3 separate regions of the Homo sapiens genome follow, and regions 1 and 3 are each linked to region 2. Evidence: chromatin loops called from intact Hi-C (ENCODE). Cell type or tissue: PC-9. All regions are shown on one strand. Region 1 has its middle 32 kb from the start of COPRS. Region 2 has its middle 100 kb from the start of MIR365B. Region 3 has its middle 21 kb from the start of MIR365B.

Region 1 (2,500 bases), 150 kb before region 2:
TTTAAAATTTAGGCCGGGTGTGGTGGCTTATACCTGAAATCCCAGCACTTTGGGAGGCCGAGGCGGGTGGATCACTTTAGGTCAGGAGTTCGAGACCAGCCTGGCCAACAGGGCGAAACCCTGTCTCTAATAAAAATACAAAAATTAGTCATGCGTGGTGGCACGTGCCTGTAATCCCAGCTACTTGGGAGGCTGAGACATGAGAATCACTTGAACATGGGAGGTGGAGGTTGCAGTGAACTGAGATGGTGCCACTGCACTCCAGCCAGGGTGACAGAGCAAGACCCTCTCTCAAAAAAAAAAAAAAAAAAAATCGGGTAAAACATGTATAACATAAAATTTACCATTTTAACAATTTTTAAGTGTAGAGTTCAGTGGCACATTCATGTTGTGTAGAGCCATCACCACATCCATCTCCAGAACTTTTTCATCATCTCAAATTGAAACTTGGTACCCATCAAACACTCCTGTTTCCTCCTGCCCCTCCCATGGTAAGCATGCCTCTTTCTGCTGTCTTTGACTATTTTAGGTATCCTATATAAGTGGAATCATTGCAGATTTGTTCTCTTTTTCTTCTTTTGTTTGTTGAAATTGATAGTTTTGAGGAGTGCTGGTCAGATATTTTGTAAGATTTCCCACTATTGGAATTTGTCTGTTTTTCTCACGACAAGACCGATGCTTGATGTCTATTTTTTACTGTCTGCCAAGTAAGATGCTAAGTGCTAGGAATTCATAAACAAAGCCTAGGTTCTTAGCTTGTGCTCATTTTGCAGATGAGGACTTGACTCTCAGAGAGTTTTAGTTACTTGCCCAGGGTCATATAGCCAATAAATGGCAAAGATGGGATTTGAACTTATCCTTCTGATTTAGACTTGCACCTTCTCCTCCACACTCCTTTTATGCAGGCCAACCAGAGCTGGTGTCCCTACCCTCCTCTTGGACCATTCACAGTCAGTTGGGTGGGTCGGAGCCAGGCAGGTGCTGGGTGCTGGGCCACCTCCATGGAGCAGGCAGTAGCTCTCCACCGAGATTTTTCTTAAATATTTATTTATTTATTTATCAGAGAGGGTCTCCCTCTGTCACCCAGGCTAGAGTGCAGTGGCATGATCATGGCTCAGTGCAGCCTCAACTTCCCTGGCTCAAGTGATCCTCCTGAGTCTCTGGGACTACAAGCGCATGCCACCACATCCAGCTAATTTTTGTATTTTTCATAGAGATGGTGTTTCGCCATGTTGCCCAGGCTGGTCTTGAACTCTTGGGCCGAAGCAATCTTCCCACCTAGGTCTCCCAAAGTGCTGGGATTATAGGTGTGAGCCACTGTGCCTGGTCTTTAAAAACTTTTCTTAATTTTAAACAATTTGAAACATTTTATACATACATGAGTGTATATAACGCATGGGGTCAGTTTGAAGGATAATAATGAAAATAAATGCCCATGTTCCCAGCACCTAACCGAACAATTCCATGTTTTCAATACTTTCTAAACCTCCCTGGGTGCTCCCTTCCCCTTAAGTCCCACCTTTTCCCCTTGTCCCTGGCAGGTCATCACCATCCTGAATTTTGTGTCTGTCATTCTCTTTTCTCTGTGGTTTTACCACATAGGCATATGCCCCATACGTCAATATGTTGTTTAGTCTGGAGAGATTGTTGGGCTTCTATTGAGTGAGGTCACAATGCACATTATGTTATGATTTGCCTCTTTCAGTCAACATTGTGTTTATGGGATTCATTCATTCAGTTTAGCTTATTCATTTTCACCACTATACAGTATTTCATTGTATGAATATGGTCTGTATTTTTTAATCCATTCTCATGGCCGTGGGGGTTTGGGCTGTTTGCAGTTTTTGCCTTTATAAGCAGTGCTGCTAAGAACATTCTGCGGCCCATGGGTGGGAGAGTTTCTCCAGCTGTCTTATGAAGAGTGGATTTACTGGATCATAGAGTATGTGTTCCAGGTGATACCAAACTGTTTTCCAAAGGCTTGGGTCCGTCTCCACTCCCACCAGTCATGTATGAGGGTCCTCACCCCTCCATATCCTCAGAGCCGTCTTTGGTGCTGGTCTGTCTTTCACCTCAGCTATGTCGACATCTCAGAGGCCATTGGCCGTACTCAGCGCTCAGGCCTTACTTGGCCTCTGGCCTGAGTATCTCTAGCTTAGTCACTTGGACTTCCGGCTTCCCTGAGCGTTTAAGCCCGTGCTTGTGTTGTTGGCTCCAGCCCTGGGTCCGGGCACAGAGCTCCAGCCTTGGCTCCAGATTCTGGGTCCTGGTAGGGCTCTGTGTCTCCAGAGTGGTCAAGGAAGTTAGACCCAAGCAAGGTGGCACTGGAATTTTCCATCATGCAGGAGACAGTGTCTTCCCATCCCCTTGCCTTCTTCCTGCCCTGAGAACCAGGAATCCTTAAGAGGGCTTTCATGGTTTTTTTTGAGGCCTTTTGGTTGGTGAACACCAGAACTGTCAGTACTGGCAGGAGGACGTGACATCTGTGCTGGCCCTAGGC
Region 2 (2,500 bases):
CACCCAGGCTGGAGTACAGTGGTGCCATCTCAGCTCACTGCAATCTCGCCTCCCAGGTTCAAGTGATTCTCTCTGCCTCAGCCTTCCCAGTAGCTGGGATTACAGGTGTCCACCACCATATCCGGCTAGTTAGTTTTTTTTATTTTTAGTAGAGACTGGGTTTCACCATGTTGGCCAGGCTGGTCTCAAACTCCTGACCTCAGGTGATCTGCCCACCTTGGCCTCCCAAAGTGCTGGGATTACAAGCCTGAGACACCGTACCCAGCCCCATTTTTCTTTCATTCTATTTTTTCGTTCTCTCTCTTTCCTATCCTCCCCTCCCTCCCACCTTTCCTTCCTTCCTCCCTCCTTTCCTTTTTCCCTCCCTCCCTATCTTCCTCCCTCCCTCTCTCTTTTTCTCCCTCTCTCCCTCCCTCCCTCCCTCCTGAGAGGTGAAGCCGGCTGGGCTTCTGGGTCAGGTAGGGACTCCAAGAACTTTTCTGTCTATCTATAGGATTGTAAACACACCAATCAGCACTCTGTGTCTAGCTAAAGGTTTGTAAACGCACCAATCAGCACTCTGTAAAAACTCACCAATCAGTGCTCTGTGTCTAGCTAAAGGTTTGTAAATGCACCAATCAGCACCCTGTAAAAATGCACAAATCAGTGCTCAGTGTCTAGCTAAAGGTTTGTAAACGCACCAATCAGCACTCTGTAAAAACAGACCAATCAGCACTCTGTAAAATAGACCAATCAGCGCTCTGTAAAATGGACCAATCAGCAGGATGTGGGTGAGGCCAAATAAGGGAATAAAAGCTGGCCACCCCTCTGGTCACCTTCCAAGTTGTGGAAGCTTTATTCTTTGGCTAGCTGCAATAATTCTTGTTGCTGCTCACTCTTTGGGTCCGCACTACCTTTGTGAGCTGTAACACTCACCACAAAGGTCTGTAGGATCACTTCTGAAGCCAGTGAAATCACGAACCCACCAAGAGGAACAAACAACTCCAGACGTGCCACCTTTAAGAGCTGTAACACTCACTGCGAAAGTCTGTGGCTTCACTCCTGAAGTCAGCGAGACCATGAACCCACCAGAAGGAAGAAACTCTGGACATGTTTGAACATCTGAAGGAACAAACTCCAGACACACCATTTTTAAGAAATGTAACACACACCATGAGTGTCCACAAGTTCATTCTTGAAGTCAGCGAGACCAAGAACCCACGGGAAGGAACCAATGCTGGACACACTCCCTTCTTTCCTTCCCCACTCACTGTGCACTCCTCTGAGCCAAGCCCTGGTATGGAGAAGGTCCTGCCTTCCAGGGGTGCACCTCAGTGCTCTCCACACCTGGCTGAGCATCACAAGCACTTGGACAATCTACTTATTTCTGACATCTGGCTACACTCCAGAGTCTGAGTCAGATTCTCCCAGAGCAGGGCCTGGGCTTGACTATCTTGAAATCACTCCTGAGGTGATTCTGATGCAGCAAGCAGATCTGCACATGGGAGTGGAGAATCACCAGTTTGGAGGAAGTCTTAGGTGTGCTGAGGACAAAGAAAAAGAAGCAATCAACCCTAGGGTATGAAGCAGGAAGGGTCCACTGCTAGGAAACAGGACTTCACAGAGGAGATGACCGAAATCGGTTTTGAGGGATGTATAGGAGTTTGTCAGGAAGGCAGGGTTTGGATGGGAGTAGGAAAGGTGTTTTAGGTAAAGAAAGCAATTTCTACAAAGGCGTGGAGGCAGAAAACAGTGACATATTCGGGAAGCTGTAAAAAATTTAGTGTGGCTGGAGGGTCAGGCAGAGATACAGCTGGAGAAGTGCCAGAGGCAGGTCACCAGCAATGCAACAGCCCAGTTTGTCTTTACGTTTCCTCAGAAAACCCTTTCTGCCCCTTGATCATCATTTTTAGTTTCTGTGGACCCTTTCCCTGCATTTTTTCGAATGCCACGATGCCCAGAGGGACCTGTATTCTGCTGGCATCTAAAACCAGAGGAAATGGAGCCAGGGAATGTCATCCAATCTGAGTCTGTCCAATAGCCAGAAACTTCCCGAGGGGCCTAGGCATACAGCTACTGCGATGAGTAATGCACAGAACCCGCAAGACTAGGGTTTGAATTCCAGCCCTGCCTCTAAGCTGTGGAGCCTGGAATTGGGTATGGAACCATTCTGAACCTCATTTTCTTCTCTTTTCAAAACAGGATAGACACTGGAGGCATGGCTCTCCTGTGTCGATCCGCCAGTGCCTGGCACATTGTAGGCATGAAGCAAATGCAGCCTTCTTCCCTCCTTGCCTACTGCACTACACTCACCCACATCCAGTTGCTTTCCTCTAAGCCTGCAGAGCTGCCAGTTATCTCGGGTTTTTTGTTTTGAGATAAGGTCTCACCCTGCCACCCAGGCTGAGGTGCAGTGGTGTGATCACGGCTCACTGCAGCCTTAAACTCCTAAACTCAAGTGATCCTCCTGCCTTGCCTCTCCAAAAGCTACCACTACAGGCGTGCACCACCTCACCCAGCT
Region 3 (2,500 bases), 79 kb after region 2:
CCTCCTGTTCAAGAAATTGGTTCTCACCTGACATGAGGACTGAAGGCCTGGGGTTCCCCGTCAGGCAGCCTCTCGGGAAGAAGTGTCCCCCCATCCTCATTCTTTGAGTACCTGCCCCTTGTGCAGACCCAATGCAGCAGAGCATCCAGTAGGGCTGCTGCCTGCAAGAGGCCACGTCTGAGGATGGGGAGACTCTGCGGGCCCATGCGGTAGGTAGTCTACTGAGCACTTGCTTGGTGCCAAGCTCCATCCAAGCTGGGGTCTAGGGTCACAGGAGGAGCAAGACTCCCTTCCTGACCTCCAGGGACACCTTGTCCAGGGCAGGAAACAAACACAAGAATCCTTCATGCTTCATGCACACTCAACTGAGGACAGAGGTCAACCATGTAGACGGGCACTCCAACAGAGATGGCAACAGATTCACAATGGCCAAAGCCATCTCAGTTCCCCTCACAGCTCCTCTGTGATGGGAAGGTAGATCACATTTTACAACACTTATGCATAGAGGGCACATTTGTGCACACACCCAAAACCAGGCAAGTGCCTTAACCACTCTCGACCTCAGTTTTGACTTTTGCTAAATGGGCTTATGTTGTGTAGCTGTTGTGAGACTGGATGCAGGAATGGATGTGACAGGGCTCACCTCTCAGTAGGTATCCAGTGTTAGCTTCCTAAGCACAAGCAGCCGTCTTGGTGTGGGGCAAGATGGCAGGTGGGGACAGGGGTCTCTGACAGATGAAGTTGGGACCCCAATGCAGGAAGAGTGGGGTGAGTTGTCTGGGGCCAAACTTCAGGATGCCAGGCTCTGGGCACTGCCTTTACCTTACCTCTTCCCCCTGCAGGGTCAGGGAGGTCCCCATCCTGCCCTCCCTTCTAGGCTCATGACAGACCAAGCCACCCCATGTCCACCACCCTGTTGCTCAGTTGATGGGTCATGAAGCCACATGAGCTCATTGTTCCGGCCTGTCCCAGCCTTGACCATTCTGCAGTGGAAGAGCTGGTCCTAACCTGGAAATCCCCCCCAGCAGGCAGAGGGAGCAGCGCCATGCCTCCCTCATCGTAGCTCCTGACTCGCTGGCAGTGGCAGCCACTTCCTCTGGCCAGGCTGGGCCAGCAGTTGCGCTGCCTATAAATAGAAGAGTGAGATTCCTCGTGGCCCAGTGAATGGCACTGACATCCTGCCTCCGCCTGACTGAGCCCTGAGTCACAGGCCCCTGCCGGAGGCCCTGCTGCTCTGGGCAGACCAGGCCTGCACCACTGACAAGGCCTAGGAGGAAGCATTAGGGCAGTCAAGAGTCCCTGGGGAGGCTGACTGAGGCTTAAAGAAACGGGGCTGGCATTTCCTCCCGGCAAGGCTGGCCAGGGCCCTGCACTCAGGCTGGCTGGTGAAGAAGCGTGCTGGGGGGCTGCGTGCATGCAGGCACGGTGTCAAGGTGGCCGGCCCCAGGAAACACAGCAGCCTCTACACTCCCTTCCAACAGTGCAATGGAAGGGGGGCGTTTCCCAAAAGCCTCATCTGTGCTCATGGCACCCTCATTCTGCCTTTGCTCATTTAAAAGCCAAAACCAAACCCACACAAGATAGGCACACCCACAGGAGCTCAGAAAATTGGTGGGAAGGCTGGAAAAACAGGCCTGGGCAAGGGCAGGAACCAAGACAGCTCCTGAGGGCCAAAAGGCGGGAAGGGCAAGCGCATAGATTGGGGGTGGGGAGCAGGAATGCGTGGCAGGAGGCAGCCGGGAGACTCTGACTGTCCTTGTCCTTCTGCCCATGAATTAGAGGAGTGGACAATCTTACTGGCTAGGTGGGTCACATGTCCACCCTATGGCAGGGCAGGGCAGAGGGAGCCTGGTAGACTCTGTCCAGCAGAGAAGAGGCAGTTCCTCCCCAAAAGAAACTAAAGGCCTGTGAGGAAAGGGAGTTGGGTGGTCCAGGCTCAGCAGATGCCCACCATCCATGCTCTGCTCTGAGAGGGCCATCAGACACCCACCTATCCAGCAGGCTCTCCCCACCGGCCCTCATTATTCCCCACTCCCGCCCTAGCTGCCTCGCACTCTAGCTTTTGGGATGTGTTTTATTTTGTTTTCTTGTTTCTTTCTCCTCCACTGGATCCACTGGATTCCACGCTCCATGAGGACGAGGACCAGGTCAGGATGTGTTCACCTTTCCCTGTGCAACTGGCACGTATTAAATGAATGAATGAGCAGCCTGCATGTGTGGGGCACACACACTCATGAGCACACCCCTTACATGCACTCCTCACACACACTCACTCCATAGGCACACTCTCCCCTCCATGGTGTTCTCATCTAGTTTAAGAAGTGTGCATAGTGGCTCATGCCTGCAATCCCAGCACTTTGGGAGGCTGAGGCAGATGGATTGCTCGAGCCCAGAAGTTTGAGACCAGCTTGGACAACATAGTGAGACCCCCATCTCTACAAAAAATACAAAAAATTAGCCAGGTGTGGTGGTGTTCGCCTGTGGTCCCAGCTACATGAGA

Evidence for each region. Hi-C counts contacts between places; a loop is a spot of excess contacts. Peaks named below come from ENCODE experiments on the same cell type or tissue, not always from the same donor. Only the 100,000 strongest peaks of a DNase experiment are listed, where the experiment ranks them.
Region 1: a loop joins it to region 2, with 5 times the contacts of the local background. A loop is called at or near these places in 3 of 110 quality-filtered maps.
Region 3: a loop joins it to region 2, with 9 times the contacts of the local background. A loop is called at or near these places in 2 of 110 quality-filtered maps.

The regions. Positions count from the first base shown.
Region 1 is chr17:31,826,174-31,828,673 of GRCh38, reverse strand. No RefSeq gene overlaps it. Among named protein-coding and RNA genes, the nearest start is that of COPRS, 32 kb to the left of the region's middle. In PC-9, no CTCF peak of the experiment used is centred here; no DNase peak of the experiment used is centred here.
Region 2 is chr17:31,674,043-31,676,542 of GRCh38, reverse strand. No RefSeq gene overlaps it. Among named protein-coding and RNA genes, the nearest start is that of MIR365B, 100 kb to the right of the region's middle. In PC-9, no CTCF peak of the experiment used is centred here; DNase peaks (open chromatin) are centred at 1,412 and 2,052.
Region 3 is chr17:31,595,507-31,598,006 of GRCh38, reverse strand. No RefSeq gene overlaps it. Among named protein-coding and RNA genes, the nearest start is that of MIR365B, 21 kb to the right of the region's middle. RefSeq lists enhancers at 1-345, 1,218-1,357, 541-1,405, 1,406-2,272. In PC-9, no CTCF peak of the experiment used is centred here; DNase peaks (open chromatin) are centred at 1,196 and 1,676; H3K27ac peaks cover 2,074 bases.